2 separate regions of the Homo sapiens genome follow, and region 1 is linked to region 2. The links are chromatin contacts, found by Hi-C in ENCODE. All regions are on one chromosome and are shown on one strand. The core of a region is the stretch at or near the end of the contact, and the rest is flanking DNA. Distances in the headings are between cores, read along the strand shown.

Region 1 (4,331 bases), core at 1,043-3,542, 170 kb before region 2:
CCTTACAAGTTTCATGTTGGTGAGCATATTGTTAGCCTCAGCACAGCCTTGATGTTCAGAAACCTTTTTATTTACTCCATTGGGTACACTGGAGGAGCCTAACTTCATTTGCTCTCATGCTTATGCTAATTCTGCTCATTCTCACATCTATATTTTGTTCACTTGTATCATCAGCCTGTCATCCGCAATACTCCTCACTGTCTCTCCACTTATCTAAATCTACGCTTCCCATGGTCTTTTCTAACATCTCAAAAACCTTCTCTGACACTTGTAGCTTGCAGAATCGTATCTGTCTTGGTAAATATTATGGCACATCTACAGGACCTCATGTATTCCCTGCTACTCCCACTCCTGCAATTTTGCTTCAGCCACACTGGCCTCTTTGCTGTTTTGTTAACTCGCCAGGCACACCTCAGCCTTAGGGCTGTTCCATCTGCCTGAACTGCTCTTCTCCAAGGATTCTACGTTGCTCACTTCCTTGCCACCTCCAGGTCTTTGGCTAAATATCACCCCCTTAGTGAAGACTTCTTTGACAGTTCCATTTATAAATGGAAAATGGTGGGAGGTAGCTTTGAAGATGGCTCCCAATGATCTTCTTATGCTGGAACTCAAGTTCTTGTATGAGGACAAGTGGTAGGTTTTACTAATTTAACAAAGAAAATACCTGTATTATTTCGGTGCCAAATATTTACTTTCAATGCCCTTTATATATTTTGCCTCAAACTATACTTTTTTTCCATTTCTAATTTTCAATTAATTTATATCCAGGTCTTAGCTTGTACTCACCACTAATCTATATAATAGAAGAAACATATATTTTTCAATATCCTTGAAGACTCTTGTTCTCTCTCATGCTGAAATTCTTGTTGAGAAAAATGCATTAAAATAGAATATTGAATTCCTCTCCCAAAGCAGTCTTTTCTTGCAGTTTCAAAGGTTGTCAGTCTTGTTGTATATGAGACTAATAATCTTAGATTTATCACAATTATCGTGTTCTAAAAATAAACAAGCAGGATTACATCTCTAAGTTACTCAGGCTCTCTTTCTCTTTCTCTCTCTTTTGATTTGAATTGAACTCTGGACCTTGTTCACTTTTAAATTCTTTTTGGCTGAATTTCAGGAATTCCTTAAATGTATTCTGCAAAACAGCTGTGGTTTGGGTACTTCATGTTCCTTTATTGGTTAAAATCTGACATAAAGAGTGGCTAGTCTACATTTCCCATACTAAAGTAACAAAGGTGCATTCATACATTTTTTTCTTCTTCAGGATCTGGCTCTTACTAGCCATAAGAGTAATATTTAGCAGAAATACTCCAATACTCTTTTTCTAAAGACCATTCAGTCCATGTAATACACATGATCAAAATTCATCTGGCTTATAGAAATGTTATTGTTTACTACCTAAATATACCAACAAGGAAAACTGTTCAATTATATATGTCAGAGAATTCGTGGCATCCAGAGAGCAAAGTTTTACAAGCTCACACTTTTCTGACTAAATACTCAAAACAAAATTTTAAGATTTTTAAATGATAAGAAAAAAAAAAAAGCTTTAGAGGGATTAAGGTGAAAACAAAAGGAGAAAATTCTTCACTTTCAATTTATGTTAAAATAAATCTAGAAAAAATAGATCTCTTATTTCCTTTCAATGATTATAGACAACTATAAAAAAAAGTTAACGTGTATTTTCTCTGAGCTTTTTAAGAGGGGGGTATAAAATACATATTTTTCAATATTTGCAATTATATGTTCATAAGTGCATACAGGATGCAAAAATCTGGTTTTGAAAGACATTGCAGAATACTCCATGTGGTATGAATATAATAAAGCCACTTTTAGACATTTACAAATATAATAGCAGGCAAGGGCTGTTTAACAGACTCTGTAAACACCAATGTGAGACTACTTTTAACCAAAGCTTCAAAATAACTTAAGGAATATGACACACTGTTTGATTCCTACTTAAAGCACTTGGATAAAAAATTAAATTATCTTAATTGCATTTAATTGATCATTAATATTTACGTTTGCTGGAAACAGAGTGTTGCTGCTCCCCAAACACAGATGCCAGCAAGAGCAAAACATAGGCTGAATGACATTGTATCCATAGCAATAATAGCACTTACCTTTATTCACTCTCCCCACAGAGAATCTATGAGCTAGGTGCTTTCAGCTGGGCAATGGTAGAGAATGCTCTTTAGTTAATAATAAAGGAAAGAAAAGCTCCAGACACCAAGAACCTGGGTTAACCATTGACACCGGTTTGTTCCTACAGTTCCTCCCTGGGAATCTACATAGGTAGCCCCTGGCGTCTTATCAAGCAAGCCATAGCCAGTCAGCTGTGGCAGTGATTACGTCACCACCTCTGTACCTCTGGAGGAGGTACAGTGTGAAGGTCACCCAAGTATATCCTGACTAAGTTTTTACTTGATCAGGGATACAAAGGAGGAAGATTTGCTGGGCCAGAACTATGCTCAACAATGCCTGTAAGTGACTCAAATATTTACAGACAGGATTGTTGAGAGACGACCTATGGAAATGCTCCTGCTAGTTTTCAGACTCTGTTGGAATAGTACAAATAAATCCCTTTCATCAGAACTCTTTGTCTACATCTTAACAGCTGAGGATTGGGATTGCATGCTGACGAAAAGCGAGACAGGATAATGACAGGTAGCTAAGCATCCATTCAGTCTTTTATTTACCAAACCTTTAATGATTATTTTTCCTGTGCTGCCTAGTTCCAAAGAACATGAGTTCACAGTTGATTAGCCCTCTGACTAATCAACATGGATGGCAGAAATTGGGGTTGGAAAGTCTTCCTTTCCTCAACCCCAGGAATCAGAGCTCGAGCCTGAGATGGTGAATACAATGCAGGCTGTGGTATAGGTTTTGCCTGGCATTGAGTCCTAATGGGTTAAATAAAATGGTGAGGTGATCCCGTGGTCAGTGCTCTCCAGGAGGTAGAAAAGTGAGTGATCAGGGAAGAGGTAGACTTATAATGCTAGAATCAAGAGAAAGATCCAGAAAATGTGAAAAGCAGCCATGGGGAACTAAACAAATAGCAACCCTAGGCTCTTCAGAACCTGGGGGAGTTGTGTCCAGGAATGCTCAATAGAAGTGTTATGCTAGCAAGGAATTAGTTTTTCCTTTGCTTCACAGAGCGGTGGCAGCCAGGGGATCTAGGGAACCACATCAGGCTTGGTTAACACTGCAAATTTAAGAGGCCTTTTCTAGGTTCTGACAATCGTTGCTGTTTGACGGTTGTTAGAGTTTTGTTTCCATTTTTAAAAGCATGAACACTTGAGGAAGTGGACTTCTATGTTGGCACCGCCACTTACTAGCTGTGTGACACTGAGAAACTGCTTAACCTTTCTGCAACTCCATTTTCTCAACTGTCAAATGGGGATGATAATAGCAACAACGACAACACCTACCACAGATAGATAATTCGTGTTCCAAACTCATAGCTGTCACTAAGGTATACATATTCTGATAGGAAGACCTATTTTGCAATCTGTTACACAATATCTGCAGAAGAGTTTGAACTCTCCAAGGGACCTATCTTTTCATTCATCCATAAATCTCAGGTAAGCAGTGAATGCAGAGGTTGCCTTTTCTGTTAAAAAAAAAAATTGAAGACTAAACAAATGCCTACATTTCCATAACAATTGCAGCAACTCTCATTGTGGTTTATCCATGATGTTGTTCAATATTATCACTTAATGCTGCTCAATTACTGCCTTGTTTGAAAGCAGAGCACACTTTGTTAGAGTTCTATCTCAAAAGACTTAAAAAAAACACACACGCAAAAATGGACAGGACTCCATCTGCTCTGCAAATACAATTTCAGGAAAGGTGATTTTATGTGGGTGAGCATTTAGATTGATCTGAGAAGACGAGGCATCTAAACACAGCGTAAAAACAGACCATGGAGAAGAGCAAGACGGGAGGCAAGATGGGGAAACTAGATGGATTCCCAACTCCAGCTGAGTCAGATCGCCATTGCGTGGCTTCATTCCTTTGTTTGAAGTAAATTCCCAGAATATCAGACACACCCATACTCACATGTAAGTAGAAAAACACTTTCTAAAGCCAAATAAATAAAAATGATATCTGGATTGGCTTTTCTGTTACATGTCTCTGCCTCCTCAGTCTACCTTAACTGATAATTAACTTCATTGAAGTTCAACTTTTGTGAACTTTAATCCTCCCCCAAACAGAAAGACAAACTGAGGCAAGTTGAGGAGGCATGTTCAAGATTTGTCAAATTACAAGAATTTGTTACTTGAATGTAAGTGATAAATAATTATCTCTTTCAAAAATCTGTAATG
Region 2 (4,257 bases), core at 1,744-4,243:
TTTTTGAGAAAAGAAAAGCTTTTCATTGAGCTTTTCAAGGAGACAGGAGTTTAGCTCAAATCTGTCTCCTCATGCTGGTTTTACGGCAGTCATTTTATTACAAAAGGTTTACAAAGTGGATTCTGGGATTCATCTATGATGGGTAGAAGCAAAGGGGAGGTCTGGAAAGTCTTCTAGCACATGCACTTCTCCATGCTACCCCATAGATTGTATGTGTAAATTTGAGGGTGGAATTAGTATAAAACCTGCAGTGGAAATTTGGGTTGTGATGTCAACAAGCTGGTTCTGTGTGCAGACTCTAGCTGGCCAAATTGGTTTTAGCCAATTTTAGTCAGTTTTGACATCTTGCAAGCAGAAGGAGTTTCAGCCTTTCGGCAAGTTGTTTTTCTTTTCCTTCTCTGCCATCCTGCAAACTCAAGAATATTTGCTAGTCATTTTTTTAACTCTTTGGGGCACGGTTTCATTAGTGATCGAAATGAGAATTGTTCAGATTCCGGATGCTTACTGCATACAGAGACAGCAGGTTGTGCTGACAGATTGGTCATAGGTGTAATAACAAGAGAAGAATCAAGGAGCACACTAAAGGTTTTTCTCTGAGCAAGTGGAAGTATGGAGTTGCCATTTCCTGAGATAAGCCAAGACCAGTGCAGCTCCTGACGCACACCATGGACCAATAAATGTGAGATAAGTAAATCTCAGTTTTAAAGGATGAAAAATCGGAAGCTCATAGAGGTTAGTCTATTTGCTTGAAGTCATACCAAGACTAGGTGGCAGAGCTCGGAGGAAAAAAACAGGCCAAAGGTCCGTGTTTCTCCATGCAGCCATCTAAGATGTTCCCAAAGAAGTGAACCGGGGCCGGAGGGGGAGACCAATGGGCGGTCTGGTTTCCATTCTCAGCATATCATCGTTTCCCTTGCCCAACCTGGTTGAGGATCGGTCCAAGGGTCACAAACCAGCAACCTGTTAGCCTAATAAGAACTGCTGACATGTTTTGTTTGACTCGCACGGCTTTAAAAAAAACAATTCATGTTTGAATGCCCTTAAACTGGGCTTGTATTTTCCACTTCAGCCACAACACACACCGCTCCCTCTGGCTTAGAGCGGCGTCCTTCGGGATCCTGCCGGGTCCCTGAAGACATTTGATTTTTCAATCGGTGATTCAGACCAACAATCCAGTGGGAATTTAGCTGTGAGGCAATGCAGTGTGCTAGAAAAAAAAAAAAAATCATAATATCAGACAGCTATAGATTCACACCCAGCCTTATCATTTACCATGTGCGTGACCTTGAACAAGCTTTTCCTCTCCTTCCCCATCTGTAAAGTGGAGAGAACAGTATCCACTTTGCACTATTGTTGGGAGACCTGAATGAGAAAAGCTATATAATGTACACAGCATAGGAAACACTAAATGTATGGCCATTATTATAAAGCAGGGATCAGTAGGCTTTTTCTGTAAAGAGCCAGATATTTTAGGCTTTGTGGGACGCGTGATCCCTATCAGGACTCCTCAGCTCTGCCTTTGTATTATGAAAGCTGCCATGGAAAATACACAAATGAATAAGCATGGAAAAGAAAATCCCAGTGCAATTATATTTACAAACACAGGTGTGGGGGGTGGGGGAGGATTGGGGCATCATTTACTAATCCTTGTTATAAAGTGCAATGGTCTAAATGTTTGCATTCCCCCAAATTCATACGCTGAAATCCTAAAGCCCAGGGTGATGGAATTAGGAGGCCAATTTTAGAAAGGTGATTAGGTCAAGGGGGCAGAGCCCTCAGGAATAGGATAAAAGAGACCCCCAAAAGACCCTCACCTCTTCTGCCATGTGAGGGTACAATGAGAAGAGAGTCATTGTATTAGTTCATTTTCACACTGCTATAAAGAACTGCCCAAGACTGGGTTTTTTAATAAAGAAAATTGACTGACAGTTCTACATGGCTGAGGAGACCTCAGGAAACTTACAATCATGGCAGAAGGTGAAGAGGAAGCAAGAACCTTCTTCACATGATGGCAGGAAAGAGAAGAGTGAGTAAGAGCAGGGAAAACTGCCTTATAAAACCATCAGCTATTGTGAGAACTCACTCACTATCATGAGAACCACATGGGGAGAACTGCCCTCATGATCCCATCACCTCCCACCAGGTCCCTCCCTCGACACCTGGAGATTGCAATTCAAGATGAGATTTGGGTGAGGACACAAAGCCTAACCATATCAGTCATGTATGAGCAAGTAGGCCCTCACTAGATATTGAGTCTGCTCGTGCCTTGATCTGGACTTCCCAGCCTCCAAATCTACGAGAAATAAATTTCTGTTGTGTATAAGCCTCTTTGTTGTGATATGTTTGCTGTAACAGCCCAAACGGACTAAGACATAGAGGATTTTTATACCCCTCCTTATTCTGCTCTGTCACTTCCCCTCAATACCTCCCCACACCCCAAAGGAGCCCTTTAGTTATGGGGCAAAGACTTTTATACGCTTTTGATATAAGCTGTAAGGTGACATTACAATGATACTAGCTGCCATTTTCAAGTGTGCCCACCAGAAATGAGAAAGAAGGAAAAATCTTCAGTGGTCTTATTTCTTCCATGAAATAAACCAAAATTGATTTTCCTAGGGAGTGAGGCATCTCCAGCAAGGCCAGCCTTTCTTGGGTCAGATGTCTGCAATTACAAATTGAAGTGCTCTTCCCTGGACTTCCAGAATCTTAGGGACTCAAAGGCTTCCACGGGAAAACTGCTTCTCCCCAGCAGATTCAAGGACTCAAAAGAGATGGAGCAAGGTCTCCTGAGTGAAGCCTGCCCAGCGGCTCTGTCCCAACATCTGAAGGAACAGGAAGCTTCTACACCCTTGGCATTGAAGAGCCTCTGAGCAGCGATATAGCCACATTTCCCATCCTTTGACCTAATCAGGGCTTTGATTTGCAGGCCGTGAGGGAGAGGCTGCTGTGTTGTTCCCACTGGGCTATTTTTGGGACCTGGCATCAGAGGGAAGGACAGAGTTAGCAATCGGTACTCCTGGGCAGTGCTGAGCAGGACCTCTGCGTAAGCCCCGTAGTAAACTTAGGTCATTTCCTCTTACAAATCTCCAGAGTTAAACAGCACCAGAAACTCTGAACGAGGGTCAGATATGGAGGAAGCCGAAGGCTTCATTTTTATCAAGAAATCTTTTTTTTTCTCTCTACTTGCTTTCATCTCAAATTATCAGAAATAAAATTTGTAAAATAAAAGAACTTGCGGCCGGGCGTGGTGGCTCACCCCTGTAATCCCAGCACTTTGGGAGGCCGAAGCGGGCACACTATCTGAGGTCGGGAGTTCAAGACCAGCCTAACCAACATGGAAACCCCGTCTCTATCAAAAATACAAAAAAATTAGCTGGGCGTGGTAGTGAATGCCTATAATCCCAGCTAGTTGGGACCCTGAGGCAGGAGAATTGCTTGAACCCCGGAGGTGGAGGTTGCAGTGAGCCGAGATCATGCCATTGCACTCCAGCCTGGGCAACAAGAGCAAAACTCTATCTCAAAATAAATAAATTAATAAATAAGTAAAATAAAAGAACTTTCATGTTTTGGGAGAGCATAGAATGGAGACCAAATTAATACACAAAAGGACGAAACCTTGGGTTGGCAGGGAGGCAACAAAACCACTGAAACACTCATTGAGTTTCACTAACTCTTTCATTTTTTACCCAGGTATTAGCAGTTTGTTTCTAATCTAGGAAAAATAGGCTAAACTCGGCAAAAGGTGGTTCTACCTTCCTTCCACACTATGGGCAACAGTCCTAATGATGAGGGAGGTTACTAAGAAAGGAGACATCCTGAGTTGTCCTATGATACCCCTCAGAAGAGTCATCAGAGACACCACAGACTGCCCGTCATCAGGGCTGCCTTCATCAGTGTACATGCTGGACAGTCACACAGGAAGGATCTGGAAATCAGAAGGGCTCCGTGCTTGGTTTCCTGCTCTGCCATCACATCTTGAAACCCTTTATTATGTTTGACCTGTCTTCTCTTGCCCTTCCTTTCTTTTTTTTTTTTTTTTTTTTTTTTAAGACAGTCTCACTGTGTCACCCAGGCTGGAGTGTGGTAGTGTGATCTCGGCTCACTGCAACCTCGGCCTCCTGGATTCAAGCCATTCTTGTGCCACAGCCTCCCAAGTAGCTGGGATCACAGGCGTATGCCACCACACCCAGCTAATTTTTGTAATTTTAGTAGAGATGGGGTTTCACCACATTGGCCAGGCTGGTCTTGAACTCCTGG

Evidence for each region. A loop is a pair of places that touch in the nucleus more often than their neighbours do. Pooled maps may share reads with other maps.
Region 1: a map of Caco-2 shows a loop between it and region 2 (2.0-fold over the local background). The contact joins the promoter of KCNJ16 here to the enhancer-like site in region 2. A Hi-C loop is called at or near these places in 1 of 168 maps with a recorded cell type or tissue (Caco-2) and 1 of 50 pooled maps.

Annotation. Positions count from the first base shown.
Region 1 is chr17:70,073,186-70,077,516 of GRCh38, reverse strand. It overlaps KCNJ16 (potassium inwardly rectifying channel subfamily J member 16), which reads right to left and starts at 2,292. Exons shown (of 4, transcript NM_170741.4): 1 at 2,127-2,292. It overlaps LOC105371881 (a long non-coding RNA gene), which reads left to right and starts at 2,710. Exons shown (of 3, transcript XR_934952.3): 1 at 2,710-4,291.
Region 2 is chr17:69,899,692-69,903,948 of GRCh38, reverse strand. It overlaps LINC01483 (long intergenic non-protein coding RNA 1483), which reads right to left. Exons shown (of 5, transcript NR_109972.1): 5 at 949-1,207. Among named protein-coding and RNA genes, the nearest start is that of LINC01497, 60 kb to the left of the region's middle. Within about 2 kb of position 2,993, at least 2 of the 41 ENCODE cell types and tissues checked have a DNase peak (open chromatin) inside an H3K27ac peak, as active enhancers do.